Regions from separate parts of the Homo sapiens genome. Here region 1 is linked to region 2. Evidence: chromatin loops called from intact Hi-C (ENCODE). Cell type or tissue: CD14-positive monocyte. All regions are shown on one strand.

Region 1 (8,000 bases), 110 kb before region 2:
GCCTGGGCAACAGAGCGAGAATCCATCTCAAAAAAAAAAAAAAAAGAACATCTTGAGTTAAAGCTTTGCCCAGGGCCACCCACCTAGAGACAATACCACCCAGCTGCCCTTGCACTCAGAGTTGGTACTTTCCAAATGACAGAGGAGCCTGCCTAGGCCTCCCTCTTTCCATCTTCTTCACCAATACCTAACCAATTTTCTAAAAGTTCCATGTTTTACGAGAACTGCTTAAAATTCTAATTGCGATCAACTATGGGAGGGGAAGAGAAAGACCATGCTGTACAATACACTTTCTATAAATTAAAGTATGGTGTGGAGGGGAAAATAACCCACTCAGTGAAATAACTCACTAACTCATTGGGTCCTCACAATGATCTGTGAGGTGGACAGCAGACAAGAGTTATCTCAATTTGATAGCTGAAAAAAATGAAGGCCCAGAAAGTTGAGTGACAGCTCTGAGTCAGCCAGCTGGTAAGTGGAAATGCAGAACTGGTTCTTATTTCAAATCCATGCTGTAGGATGGGAGTTCTCCTCCCACTGACTCTGCAGAAGGTTTTAACAATCAGATTGATTACTGGTGTGGTTAAAGCTTAGATACACACTTTATAAACAGGATGGACCAGTCTCTGGTTGACATTCTAAAATCCAATTATTTTCTTCCATACCATGCTTTATTTGGCATTAATGTAGAAAGAGAACAACCCATGTTCTCTTCTCCTACAGTTAATCTCATCTAGAATTTCAGCAGTGTCAGAAGTAGCTTCTAATCTAGGTCCAAGGTGGTATGGTCATGGTGGAAAGAAGAGCTTAGAAATGCTCAAGATAGCTGTGCTTAAAGAAATAACCAAGTCACTGTCTTTAAATAAAATAACCTTGTAGTTGTATGAGAAGAAAACAGGAAGACTTTTGTGCTTGTTACTTAATTCATTTGGCTTTAGGGATTTGGGAATTCCAATATATATAGAGACAGAAACAGAAAGCTAAGAGACTTTTCCCACCTTCACATGCCCTGTGGTGATGAAGTTCACCTCAAGTCTTTCTTGGCATGATATAAGGCAAAAAGATACTTATCTTGAGAAGCATTTTGTCCCACTATGGACACCTCGACAGTATGTCATTTTATCTCTGCCATCTGACAGGCTCTGGTTTTCCAGGGGAAGTATTTGCCGAAGGGATACAAATCTGTCATGACATAGACTAATACTTGGCTCAGTCTCTGACCCACTGTCTGCTTCTTTATGAAGAACAGACATTTTTCCTTGAAATACTGAACAATAAATACTTAGAAGGAACACAAGGCTGCTTTTTTTTTTTTCTTTAAGTGAAACTTCATCAGTCTCTAAGTCCAAATGTCTTACCATTTGGAATTCAGTTGAGTTCTGGTACGTTTTCACATTCTCTAAGAGTTTGCAATGACATATTCATACACAAAGGGAGGATTAAAAAGTAAAGCTGCTTATTGTCTTAATTTTTAATACCCTGAATGTTTGTGGTTTGTAATTTTGGATTAAAAATTTTTCCTTTAATTTGCGTCACACCTTCAGGCATGATGCTTAATGAATTAGGAGGTGAAAGAAGTGCTCACACATCTCCGAAAACAGAAAATTTGAGGGTGGAGGCCGGGTGTAGTGGCACACATCTCTATTCCCAGAACTTTGGGAGGCTCAGGCAGGTGGATCACCTGAGGTCAGGAGTTCGAGACCAGCCTGACCAACATGGTGAAACTCCATCTCTGCTAAAAATACAAAATTAGCCAGGCATGGTGGCGCATGCCTGTAATCCCAGCTACTTGGGAGGCTGAGGCAGGAGAATTCCTTGAACCCGGGAAGCAGGGGTTGCAGTGAGCTGAGCTGAGCTCGTGCCATTGCACTCCACCCGGGGCAACAAGAGTGAGTGAAATGCCATCTCGAAAAAAAAAAAAAAAAAGAAAGAAAATTTGAGAGTGGATTCTTAGTACACTAAAGCTGTGGGCTTGTAGCAATGTTGTGTCCCTCTCTAACCAGTGATCCAAGAATATTTCCCATACTCTTTTATTGTCTGTCTTCTCACTACTACTAATGATGATGGCGTATCAGCTATGGTGCTAAATTTGTCCTCTAGGTCTTACAACCACCCTACACAGTTGGTGGCAATACCCTTGTGCAGATGAGAAAACCACTTTTAAAGAGAGATTAAACAACATGCTCAAGGTGGCACAGTAAATAGACACCAGGGGCAGAGGTTGGGATGTCTCCCAAACTCTTTCCCTGCATCACTGTACTACACTACACACTGGTTGAAAACAACTTGTTGGCACCCCAGACTGGCAAAAAAAAGCCATATAAATAAAAGACTTGAAGAGCATCTGCTGGATGCCCTGGGAGGTCAAACAAATACCTCCCTGCCCTTAACATTCACAGGTGATAACTGATACAGAAAGGTCTGAAGGTCACTGCTGGGAGATCTTGGAACAACTCCTTTTCAAAACAGCCTTTCGGCATCAGTTTTCTTATTCTTAGTACTTATTCTCAGTAAATTTCCCTTCTTCTGGCCTGCTTTTAAGCCACATAATTGTAACAAGACGGGATGTGGCTCAAGAGGCTGAGCACCTTAAGGCCTCTCATTATAGCCTTTGTTTCATTACAGTTTGCCAATTTGACCTTCATTCCTGCTGGTCCATTGGTAAACTTGCAGCCTGCACAGGTCCACACAAACAGCTGAAGCATGATCCTCCTTTAATAGAAGGCTGTGCTCATGGTCCTTTAAATTATGCATTCTTTCATTTGTGCAAACTAGGCCAGGAGAGGGACTTGTAAAACAGCCTCAATCCTTACATTGTCTGGACATAAAAAATAAATATATGGAAGCAAAATCCATTGTCAGATTTTAACAAAAGAAGAAAGGAAGAAATAAACAATGGCACAGAGTAGACACCCCCCAAAAAAAAAAACGGAGAAAGAGAAGGCAAGAAAGTGATAACATGGGCCGGGCATGGTGGCTCACGCCTGTATTCCCAGCACTTTGGGAGGCCCGAGGCAGGTGGATTGCCTGAGGTCAGGAGTTCGAGACCAGCTTGGCCAGCATGGTGAAAACCTGTCTCTACTAAAAATACAAAAATTAGCCAGGCATGGTGGCAGGCACCTGTAATCCCAGCTTCTCGGGAGGCTGAGGTAGGAGAATCACTTGAACCCAGGAGGTGGAGGTTGCAGTGAGCCAAGATCGTGCCATTGCACTCCAGCCTGGGCAACAGAGCGAAACCCCGTCTCAAAAAAAAAAAAAAAAAAAAAGAAAAAAAAAAAGAAAAAAAAGAAAAAAAGCGATAACAAAAGATGGACTGTGTAGGGTCTTTTTAAAAATGGAGTGGCATGTTTTGGAACTGAAATAAAAAAACCCTGCAAATCCAAAAAAGGAAGTAGCTTCTGACCCTTTTCTAGACTCTGGAATGAACAAGCAAAACTGATTATGATCAGTGTCAAGAAGTATTTGCCAATTTCTATGAAACTGTGAACGTAAAGAAAGGCCTGTGAGTCATAAGTACAGGAGAGGAAATTAACTGCAATATTTACTGTGCAGATTCTGATTCACTACTGTTTTGGGACAAAGCCTGGTTGCTGTTAGCAGATGCATTTACATTCTGCTGGAAGCTCAATCTTATCAAGCCACATTAGCTAATAAATTACTTGTGAGTTGTCCTAATATTTTACATGGAAGATTCAGAAAAACCAGTAAGACTCCTGAGTGTTATTTCTTAAGTAAAATTCAGAAGAGAAATAAGTTAGCAAAAAAATCTCAATACAAGTGAGGTCTACCTTAAGAAAACATGATAGACAGCATTTTGGTCTTGCAAAATAGATAAACTAGGGTAAGGTATTTGTTTGACTGGGTTTTTTTATTATGCTCTGCAAACTCTCTCCACTCCTACAAATGGAAACAAGTATGATGTCCATCAAAAGTGAAGTGGTTAAATAAATTATGTATTTCCACATCATGAAGCACTAGGCAGCTTTAAAAAAGTGAAAAGAAATCGGTTTATAAGTGAGCTAGAGAAATATGGCAAGGTATGAAACACTGTATATATTAGATTTCTCTGTCTTTGTAAATGCTTAGAATATACACTGACAAAATCTAAATGAACTGGTACCATTTTTTTAACAGTTGCTGGTTGTCATGGAGGAAAAATGGGGATTGCAGAAGACTTCTTCCCCTAAAGCATTTTTTTGTAGTGTTTGCTGCCATTTTTTCTTCCTTGCCCTCATGAGTATTTCTTACTCTGGGTAAAAAAAAAAAAAAAAGCTAACAATAAATAAAATTGATTTTAAAAAATATTTGAAAAAATTGGGTATCCTTCATTTCTAATATTATTGATTAGAAATTAGGTTTTAGAAGTCAATTTTGAAATATAAGCAGGAACAATAGTACTTATACTCCTCCTGGAAATTAATTAAGTATTCCTTAAATTGATCTTGGTCACAGAGCTTATAGAATAAAAATGTTAACAGTATGATTACAAACATGCTCTCTCATTGTCCTCTACTGCTTGTTGAATGATGCGCTGTTGTTTTCATTGATTTTTTTTTTTTTTTTTCTGACACAAGGTTTTGCTCTGTCACCCAGGCCGGAGTGCAGTGGCATGATCATAGTTCATTGCAGCCTCAACCTCCCAGGCTCAAGTGATCCTTCTACCTCAGCCTCCTGTATAACTGGGACTACAGGCATTTGCCACCATGCCTGGCTAATTTGTTAAGTTTTCTTTTTCTTTTTTTTTGTAGAGATGGGGTCTTGTCACATTGCTCAGGCTGGTCTTGAACTCCTGGCCTTAAGTAGTCCTCCCATCTTGACCTCCAAAAGCACTGGGATTACAGGCATGAGCCACCACCCTCGGCCTTATCAATAATTTCTAGTAAGAAGCCTCAACGCCCTACTAGCCTGATCCAGGAAAGCTGGATCAGTATTGGAGGTGGGTGGCAGAGGGGATATGGCTTTCCCTAATCTACCCTTTTGTGTTATCTGTGTCAGTTTCACAACCATAAAATGGGGAAAAGAGGGGGTTTTATTTATTTTCATAACTCATAGAAGACTGTGTGCAATGATTCAAGCTGCATGGACACTTAGAAGATGAAGAGTACGTATGATTATAGGGCTGTTTTATAAAGAGATTGGCTGTTTTTCTAACACACATGAAAGCAAGAGACAGATGGAAATTACAGGAGTTATTTAAGGCTGTGATGTCAGGTTGTGATAATGCAGGTAGCTGACCATGGTCTGTTATTAGAGGCCATTGTTTTACTCCTGTGCTTTCAGTGATGGCAGGATGGCACAGGGAGAGTGGCAAAACCAACCAGGGCAGCATGAGTCAGTCTTGATGTCACTGTCATACCAAAGGAAGCCAAGAGCAGCTGCATGGTGATCTATATGGATTCTTCAACTCTAATATGGGCAAAAACGTGTTGTACACTTGAGCTTGGATCAAGAGAAGCAGATTCAGCTGAGCACAGTGGCTCGTGCCTGTAATCCCAGCACTTTGGGAGGCTAAGGTGGGAAGATCGCTTGAGCCCAGGAGTTCAAGACCAGTCTGGGAAAAATAGTCAGACTTTGTCTCTGCAAAAAACTTTCTAAAAATGATCTGGGCATGGTAGCATGTGTCTGTAGTCCAAGCTACTTGGGAGGCTGAGGTGGAAGGATTGCTTGAGCCAGGGAAATCGAGGCTGCAGTGACCTGTGATCAGGCCACTGCACTCCAGCCAAGGGAACACAGCGAGACTCCATCTCAAAAAATAATAATAATAATGAATTTTTTTTTTTTTTGAGATGAAGTCTCACCCTGTCGCCCAGGCTGAAGTGCAGTGGCGTGATCTCGGCTCACTGCAACCTCTGCCTCCCAGGTTCAAGCAATTTTCCTGCCTCAGCCTCCCGAGGAGCTGGGACTATACGCGCATGCCGCTATGCCCAGCTCATTTTTTGTATTTTAGTAGAGACGGGGTTTCACCTTGTTGCCTTGGCTGATCTCAAACTCCTGAGCTCAGGCAACCCACCCGACTCAGCCTCCCAAAGTGCTGGGATTACAGGTGTGAGCTACCGCACCCAGCTAATAATGAATTTTTTTAAAAAAACAGCTTCATAGTAAAATTTTAAATGGACATTAATGTTAGTTATTTAACCCTGGAAATCCAAATCTGATAGATTGTGACCCTCTTTTTTTTTTTTTTTTTTTTTTTTTTGAGATGGAGTCTCTCTCTGTTGCCCAGGCTGGAGTGCGGTGGCACAATCTTGTCTCACTGCAACCTCTGCCTCCCAGATTCAAGCAATGCTCGTGCCTCAGCCTCCCGAGTAGCTAGGATTACAGATGCCTGCCACTACACGTGGCTAATTTTTGTATTTTTAGTAGAGACGGGGTTACACCTTGTTGGCCAGGCTGGTCTCAAATTCCTGACCTTCTGATCCACCCACCTTGGCCTCCCAAAGTGCTGGGATTACAGACAGGAGTCACCATGCCTGGCCTGTGACCCTTTCATAAATAGCACACAACTGATTTTTCTCTACAAAAAGCAGACATGTTCACTGCAGAAAATGGTGAAACAGAGATAATAGCAGCAGAAGAAAGAAGACTTATACCTGCATCATTGAGAGATCACTAGCACCAAAACTTTTGGGTCATGTCTTTATTATTCATTTATATGTCTACCATCCAATTCAAATATGTATATGCATAAATGTACATATAAAATTTATAAAATAAATGGCATCATCCTGTTCATACTAACATAAAATAGAAACCTAATGGTGTGTGCTTGTGGCTCACGCCTATAATCCCAGCATTTCGGGAGGCCAAGGTGGGCAGATCACTTGAGGTCAGAAGTTTGAGACCAGCCTGGCCAACATGGCAAAACCCCGTCTCTACTAAAAGTACAAAAATTAGCCGGGTGTGGTGGCGTGTGCCTGTAATCCCAGCTACTTGGGAGGCTGAGGCAGGAGACTCGCTTGAACCCAGGAGGTGGAGGTTGCAGTGAGCCACTATCAGCCCACTGCACTCCAGCTTGGGCGACAAAGTGAGACTCCATCTCAAAAAAAACCAAAAAAACCCCAACAACCTAATGGTGTGTGCTTTTCAACTATGTTGTGATTAACATGTTTTGAACAGTTCAAAGTTCTCCTAAAGTGATCCACACTTACCTTCCGAGGCTTCACCTTGTCTTGTATATCATATTGGCCAATTCCCTTATAGCTTATTCCAAGCCACCAAGGAAGTCCTTGCTTATCCTAGAAGATGAAAAAGCATGAGAACCAAGACCTAGCTGTTAACTCTTCTAGAAGTGAATAAAATTTACCAATTTCACCTCTTTTTTTTTTTTTTTTTTTTTGAGACGGAGTCTCATTCTGTCACCAGGCTGGAGTGCAGTGGCATGATCTCGGCTCACTGCAATCTCTGCCTCTGGGTTTGAGCAATTCCCCTGCCTCAGCCTCCCTAGCAGCTGGGATTACAGGTGTGCACCACCATGCCTGGCTAATTTTTTTGTATTTTAGTAGAGACGGGGTTTCACTATGTTGGCTAGGATGGTCTTGATCTCCTGACCTCATGATCCACCCACCTCAGCCTCCCAAAGTGCTGGGATTATAGGTGTGAGCCACCACACCTGGCAATTTCACCTCTTAACAAGTATCAGCAAGTCAAAATAAAGCTGTCTTGATAAACAAAACATTTAAAAACCTAACTTGTTATTAAAACACCTACTTGGAGTTTCTTCAAATAAAATCTTTAAGTTGAAATAGTCCAGGACTGTTAATACCATCAAAAAGAGTAAAGCATTACTGTTTTGATTAAACAGTTGGAGAAAATAAATAAAATGTAAGTAATTCAACTAAGAATTAATCCAGTAAAAAGCCAGTTATCCATTAAAAAAAAAAAAGCTCTTTGCCTCTTAATTAGTAACCAGTTATAAAAGGTTGGGGACGTTTCCAAAGAATTACAAAGATGAGAAAAGTGGTTCCAATTCCTGATGTTTATAAAACAATTAACAATGAACA
Region 2 (8,000 bases):
AGAATTGGCTATAAGCCAGACCTCTGGTTTCAAAGAGGGCCCTGATGCGGCAGCCCATAGTGGGGTTCAAGTCTTTATGAGAACACACTCCCCCACCCTGGCCCCCAATCCCACTGCCTGGTTTAGGAGATGAGAGAGGAGAGTGGGTTGGTAAGAAACCAAAAGGCAATTCAAGACAGGGCAGTATGGAACCACTCATAACAACGGGGTCGTCTTACAAGGCAACAGGAAATAGCTACAAAAAAAGACCAAAATCGTAGCCTACTTCGGCTTTGCTTTAGTTGTTCTTTGGAACAGAAACATATGAAATTGGTAAGGAAGCAGCAAGCCTTTTTAAAAATTTTTCTTCTCTCTCTCTCCCTTATTCCTTTTGACCTTTTCGAAAGCCTAGTGAGAAAGGGCCTGCTTCATAAAAATGCCTCCTCAGGATTTTCTGTGCGGTCACCTTCTAGAGTGAAATCTGCCATCTGGAAGGGTGAAAACCCAGCTATCTAGGCAGGTTCCATAATTCCAATTGAGCCCTACAGTGGTCCAAAACTGTCTAAGAGCTTTATTGCTTTGTTCACCACTGTCTCCGCAGGGCCTAGAACAGTGCCTGGCACACGGTGAGACCGTGGTATATAAATATCTGCTGAGTTAAGAAATGTCTTAACTGTTCAGAACCCAGACACAGCTAACACTGAAATACATTCACAAATGATTTTTTTTTTTTCTACACAGGGTCTCACTCTGTCACCCAGGCTGGAGTACAGTGGCACAACCATGACTCACTGCAGTCTTGACTTCCCCAACTTGAGTGATTCTTCCACGTCAGCCTCCCGAATAGCTGGGACTATAGGCAAGTGCCACCACACCTGGCTAATTTTTTGTACAGATGGAGATCTCACTATGTTGCCCAGGCTTGTCTTCAACCCCCAGGCTCAAGTAGTCCTCCTGCCTTGGCTTCCCAAAGTGCTGGGATTACAGCTGTGAGCCATTGCGTCTGGCTCACAAATGATTTAAACAGACAGAGCACAATCCAAAGCGAGGATTTTCCAGGCAACTCCCAAGCCCTGGCCCAGAAAAACTCACACATAAAAAACACTCTTTCCACCCAGAGAACAAGGTGTGTTATTAAACTCCTCATCAGATGAGATATTCTGGAGGAACTGGAGAGCGGGAGAAGGATGTATCTAGGACGTTCTTACTTTGGGATCTATTGAGTGGATGGAGTTTTATATTTCACCCTAATGATGTCAACCCTAGCTGAACAGGGCCCCTTTATATCATCTCTGGGTGTTGACTGAATATGAGCTATTGACACTCCCGTTCAGAGAATGGCCTAGACTGACACAGATGTCTCCAAATGGAGTCAGCTGTGATTTTCCCTCAAGTTCTTTCAAGACAGTGCCTACCCTCCCAATGTGCAATCACTGGAGACTTCTTTTTTAAGTGTCAATAAATGATTCTCCTAGCTTCTAGCAAACACTTACTACATGTCACACGAGTATGGAGTGCTTCACATGTGTAGTGACTTCTTTCATGTTGCTAACAACCCTACCAGGGAGAGTCATTGTTTAGATTTTTCTCTCTCTCTTTTTTTTTTTTTTTTTTTTGAGACAGGGTCTTGCTCTGTTGCCCAGGCTGGAGTACAGTGGCATGAACATGACTCACTGCAGCCTCGACCTGCTGGGCTCAAGCAGTCCTCCCACCTCAGCCTCCTGAATAGCTGGGACCACAGGCATGTGCCACCACACCTGGCTAACTTTTTCTATTTTTTTGTAGAGATGGGGTCTTGCTGTATCGCCCAGGCTGGTCTCGAACTCCTGGACTCAAGCAATTTTTTCCCACGTTGGCCTCTTGAAGTGATGGGGTTATGGGCATGAGATTTCTGTTTAGATTTCATAGATGACCAAACTGAAGTGCACAGAGGTTAAGTGGTGCCTGGTCATACAGTGATAAAGTTGGGTAGAATCTCAGGTTCCATCAGTCGTACCAAAGTAGGACTCCTGTACATCTCTTGCAGGTTCACTGGAAGTGGAGAAGGAAAAAGACAATGAGGGAGGGAGAAAAGCAGGCAGTGTAAAAGAAGCAAAGGAGGAAAGGAAAATGAAATGAGGGAAGAGGGGAGGAATGACAAAGAAGAGGAGAATTCAGTTTGCCAAAGCTGAAATTGAGTAATTGAGTAACATGCCTTAAGAGAAATGCTAACAAAGATAACAGCTGCTGACTGTGTGCCTGATAACTATCCCAAATCCTTTCATTTATATACAAAGGGCCTTTTATGGCCGGGCGTGGTGGCTCATGCCTGTAATCCCAGCACTTTGGGAGGCTGAGGTGGGCAGATCACCTGAGGTCAGGAATTTGAGACCAGCCTGGCCAATATGGTGAAACCCCCTCTCTACTAAAAATACAAAAAAATTAGCTCGGCATGGTAGCGCATGCTGTAATCCCAGCTACTTGGGAGGCTGAGGCAGAATTGCTTGAACCCAGTGGGTGGAGGTTGCAGTGAGCTGAGGTCGCACCACTGCACTCCAGCCTGGGCGACACAGCGAGACTCTGTCTCAAAAAAACAAAACAAAAACCCAACTCTCTCTCTCTCTCTCTGTGTATATATATATATATATATATATATATATATATATATATATATATGCGTTTTAAATGAATTTTCATAAGAACTCTGTAAGGTGGATTCCATTACTAGCTTCATTTTATGGATGAGAAAATTGAGGCTCAGAAAAGGTACATGGCTGACCCACCTTACAAGGTCATAGGGCCAGGAAGAGGCAGAGTAGGATGTAAACCTAGGTGTTCTGACTCCAGAATCCATGCTCTTAAGGGCTATATTACTTCAGTACAAAGTATTTCCTATCTCATACATCCTATATATTAAATCACATGTAGTTTAGGCACTTAATGTATCACCTTGATTGCGAAGCCTAACACTGCTCTGAAAAGCTTGATCCAGACTCACCAAACCAGAGTTGGCTGGTTCAGGCCACTGTCTCGAAGCAAGGCCAGAAGAAGAGAAAGGTTTTACAATCACCATCCCTTGGCTACTTCCTGGCCCCACACTGATGAAATATGGGCAGCTGCTAAAAATGGTGTCTATGTTTGCTATTGATCTTCCTTGGGCAGTCAGGATGGAATTAATCTCCACCTGTTGGGATGCTTCCATGGCTGTGTCATGCATATGTGAACACTCAGGGTACAGGATGATATTTGTCAGTTATGTGGCCTCCTGGACCTGACTCCATATTACTCTGGGCTTAAGATGTAGCCTAGCACACATGTAATTAATTCAGTGTGGAAAAGCTCTGGATTATGTGTTCATTCATTCACTTAACCAATATGTGCTGAGCACTCTCTAAGTGCAAGCACTGTTCTTGGCACTATTATATACCAGCCAATAAGACTGAAAGGGCATTATCTCTGGAGCTTGTCCTACAGTTCTCAACTTCATTGGTATTTGCAGCCAGATAACTCATTATTGCGGAGCATAGTCCTGGGCACTATAGGGTGCTAAACAGCATCCCTGACCTCTACCCACTAGATGTCAGTAGATCCTCCCCCATATGTCTCCAGACCTTGCCAAATGTCCCCTGGGACGCAAAATCACCTCTTTTGAGAACAACTGCTTTAGAGGTGAGGAGAAAAAAAGAAACTAGTAACAATTAAACAAATATGATATTTTCAGATAATAAGGGCTCTGAAGTAGATAAACTGGCAATGGAATTGAGTTCTAAGCATGTGCAAAACTCACTTCTCTTTACCCAGGAAGCACGAGAAATGAGGAAATTGATGGAGAAGGCCGGATGTGGTGGTTCCCTCCTGTAACCCTAATGTTTTGGAAGGCTGAGGCGGGGGGGGATTGCTTGAGCCCAGGAGTCTGAGATCAGCCTGAGCAACAGGGTAAGACCCTGTCTCTACAAAAAATTAGCCAGGCGTGTACCTGTAGTCCTATGTACTTGAGAGGCTGAGGCAGGAAGATCACTTGAGCCCAGGTGTTTCGAGTTGCAGTGAGCCATAACTGTGCCACTGTACTCCAGCCTGGGCAACAGTGAGATACTGTCTAAAAAAAAAAAAAGAAAGAAAGAAAGAAAGAAAGAAAGAAAGAAAGAAAGAAAAGAAATTAATTGATGGAGAGAACTTATATTGGACCACTGCTCTTGGTCAAGTGGCTCCCAGTAGAGACTGGAGGGCTGATGGTGTTTTCTAAACATTTAACTGCATGCTCCTTTCTGCCTTACAGAGGTTGGGAGAAAGTAAACAAGAAAGGCTGGCCAGTCAATGGACGGCCATTGCTGCAGCTCTAATGCCAACCTGGCAGGCAATTCCAGCCAGCTTCGGGCAGACATTCCCTGGGGAGGGCATTCTCATAAATGACAATCCCTTATCAGATTCTAGCCTGATCTGATAAGTCTGGTGAAAAGAAAAGCCAGGTTTTAAAGGAAGAAAGAAAAATAAAGAAGCAAAGCAACTTATTAAGCCTGGAGCTGAAGGCCATCAGGAGACACCAGCCTAGTGTCAATGAGAAGCACACAGGATTTAGAGTCACGAGGTTTGAGTTTGTGTCCCAGCCCTGCTATTTACCTAAGAGAATATCATGGTATCTCTCTAAATCTCAGTTTCTGCCCCTATGAAATGGAAAGGATAAAAAATCAGTCTCATTTGGGTTTGCCTCTTGTATTAAGGCAGGTTGAACTGATTATAAACTCTACCTTAAAGCACAGATGATAATTGTATCATCAGTAATACACCATTTATTGAGTATAGGTTAGGTGTTAGAGTCTGTGCTAAGTGCTTGACATGTATTACCAGTTTATCCTTACCCTAGTGCCGTGAGTACTATTATTAGTGGAAATAATGTCTAAGCTATTGAGTACTATCCTGTTCTCCAGAAATGGTTATTTTAATTTGCTTAAGTGCGTACTTCTCTCAAGAAAAAAGTTTTCCTAGATTATTATTATTTGAGACAAGGTCTCTCTCTCTATCACCCAGGCTGGAGTGGACCATAGCTCACTGTAGCTTCAGCCTCCTGGGCTCACGCAATCCTCCCACCACAGCCTCCCAAGTAAATGGAACTACAGGTGCACACCATCATGCCTGGCTAATCAATTTTTTTTTTTTTTTTTTGTAGAGATAAGGTCTCACTATGTTGCCTAGGCTAGTCTTGAACTCCTGGGCTCAAGTGATCCTCCCGCCTCGGCCTCCCATAGTGCTGGGATTATAGGCATAAGCCACCATGCCCAGCCTCTTCTACATTATTAAGACACTAAGCTGTCATGTTTAAGTTGACAATCAACCCGCCAGTTAAACCCTGGAGAGACCCAAAAACCTAATAGCTGGGGATTCATTCAATCTGATTTTTTCTAGTGATAATCAACAGACTAACTTACAACCACCATTTTTAGCTGTCCATATGTCCAAATCTGGGGAAGGAAGGTGGTAAACTCTAACACCTTATCTGATTGTGACCAGATCATTCCTTTGTTCTCATCTCCATAAAATGCAAGTTAATATGTGTTCATGGCTTTGCCTATGCCATCTGCTTTTACATACATTTTCCCCATTGAGCTCTCAAACCTACCTGTGAAGCAGATAGTTTCCATAATCTGAGATTCCACGAAGTTGAGAATGACTTGTCTGAGGTCCCACAGTTTATAAGGGGCTAGGCCAAGCTCAAAAAGGTGCTCAACAAACAACATGAGAGGGAAAAATCAGGGTATATATCTACATGGAAGAAACTTCAGTGAAAAGCAAGATTCTCTTTATATTCTGACTGTGCTTTTCCAATTAGAAACTCATGTTAGGCACCAAGAAGAGACTGTCAAATGTTTATTTTCAGAAAAACATGCAGGATATTTCTGCTGTTCCTCTCCAGAAAGAAACAGCCTCGTTGCTTAAAACCAGTTGTTAGGCTGTATTTTTAGACGTCATGGTACAGTATCAATGAGTCAAAAATAAAAAAACAAAAAAATGGGAGGGCACAGATACTGTAAACAGGAAAAGTCACAAAAATGGAACTAAGAAAAGCTGAGAGCACAGCCTGTGGGTTGGGGGTGGGGGGATTTTCATTTTCATCTGCAGTTCAGGTTAACCAGAAATGAAAGTTCTCCAGTTGCCTTGTAGAAAATGGAAATTTTGGCTTCAGTGAGTATGCAAGCAGCAGACACCCTGTGGTTTGGAAACTTTTTGCTTTGCCAACTGTCAGTTTTCTCTTTTCCCGTGAAAAACAACCTGTAGGAAGGAGTAAAAAAGTACTGCGTCTTTCAAAGACTTAAAAGTCTCAAGTGTAACTTGTGTGAAGAGATATTGAAAATAAACTGCAGTACTTGTAATTTAAAGATATTCTAGGTATTGCCTATTCACGGTATAATACATTTGGAAATCCTGGGCTCAATGGAAGCCACTCACAAAGCAAACAAATCACATACATCGTCCTGAGAACCTAAGAATTAGCAAAAATTAATTAGAAAATCAGAATCAACTTTACATTAATTATGGAGTACATGCTTACTCTCAGGGTTTTCATGTTTCAATTTTTCGTCAACCCTGTTAGAATGTCTCTGATTTATGCTTTTCCAAGTCTCTTTATTTTTTGTGACTCATGTATAGGTAGAGGCTGAAATAAGTCCTCCTTAGGGAGTTTATAATTAAAACAAACGGATTGTATTAGGTCCAGAGTCCTAGCCTATCTCTGATTTGTTGGTAGAAACATCATATTTGGGTAAGGGTTTTAGAAAAGCATCACCAAATTGTAAAAACAGAAAAGTCAAACTCATTTGGGACATATAGAAAAATTCTTAATCTTAACATCCAGGACTTGTTTCACTGTCACAGAAGAAATATTTCCTCTCAACTTACAGGCTTATATTATTTAGTCATGAAGCTTCCTTGTCACCTAATGCAGGCTGTGTTTTTAAATGGGATTCAGACTCTTTTTGAAGCCAATGTGGGATTCAACGATTAAAACAAAACAACAAAACTGGAAGCCACAGGTCAGGAGAACATAGAAATATGAAAAAGGAGTTAAGAAAAAAAAGATTTATTGGCAAGCACCAGGGAACATAACTGGGAGGAAAGATCTTTTGAGAGACAGAATGGTGGTGGAGAGCTGGCTCTTGGCCACTCACGAAAGCCCACTGTCCCATTTTCAAGCTGGTTGTTAGGTACAACTAATATGAACTTACAATGAAATAAATCGCATTAAAAGCAAAGGTAATAAAACTCTTCACTTTCCAATTGTTTTACTACATTTACTATGACCTTTGCTCTTGTGGTTATTGAATCTGCATGGAAGTAACACCATTTAATGATATGCTACTGCTCGTCTCTTCCCAGATCAGTAAGTCAGTCAAGGTGAGAGTATTTACACCACAGAAAATGGCAAGTGTTGCAAATCAGTGTCCCTTTTTCCCCAGAGCTGGTTGTGTCAGAGGTGTTTGCACTGGAGTGACTCCATCTTGAATAGGACCTGGGTAAAATAAGGCTGAGACCTACTGGGCTGCATTCACAGGAGGTCAGGCATTCTTAGTCACAGGATGAGATAGGAGGTCAGCAGGGCTGGTATCACAAGATACAGGTCATAAAGACTCAGCTGATAAAACAGGACACAGCAAAGAAGCCAGCCAAAACCCACCAAAACCAAGATGGTGATGAAAAAAGACCTCTGGTAGTCCTCACTGCTCATTATACACTAATTATAATGCAATTGCATGCTTTAAGACACTCTCACCAGCACCATGACAGTTTACAAATGCCATGGCAACATCCAGAAGTTACCCTATATTGTCTAAAAAGGGAAGGAACCCTCACTTCTGGGAACTGCCTGCCTGTTTCCTGGAAAATTCATGAATAACCCACCCCTTGTTTAGCATATGATCAAGAAATAATCATAAAAATAGCCATCTAGCAGCTCTCGGTGCTGCTCTGCCTATGGAGTGGCCATTCTTTTGTTTCTTTACTTCTCTAATAAACTTGCTTTCACTTTACTCTATGGACTCATCCTAAATTCT

Evidence for each region. A loop is a pair of places that touch in the nucleus more often than their neighbours do. Peaks named below come from ENCODE experiments on the same cell type or tissue, not always from the same donor. Only the 100,000 strongest peaks of a DNase experiment are listed, where the experiment ranks them.
Region 1: it touches region 2 in a loop (2.4-fold over the local background); 2 of 110 quality-filtered maps call a loop at or near these places.

The regions. Positions count from the first base shown.
Region 1 is chr3:69,209,115-69,217,114 of GRCh38, forward strand. It overlaps FRMD4B (FERM domain containing 4B), which reads right to left. Exons shown (of 23, transcript NM_015123.3): 11 at 7,149-7,235. Among named protein-coding and RNA genes, the nearest start is that of LMOD3, 91 kb to the left of the region's middle. In CD14-positive monocyte, no CTCF peak of the experiment used is centred here; a DNase peak (open chromatin) is centred at 3,487; H3K4me3 peaks cover 351 bases; H3K27ac peaks cover 3,525 bases.
Region 2 is chr3:69,321,020-69,329,019 of GRCh38, forward strand. The region is part of intron 1 of FRMD4B (FERM domain containing 4B); the gene reads right to left. Among named protein-coding and RNA genes, the nearest start is that of FRMD4B, 61 kb to the right of the region's middle. In CD14-positive monocyte, CTCF peaks have their summits at 3,541 (motif pointing right) and 3,749; DNase peaks (open chromatin) are centred at 782, 3,802 and 6,032; H3K4me3 peaks cover 2,863 bases; H3K27ac peaks cover 2,480 bases.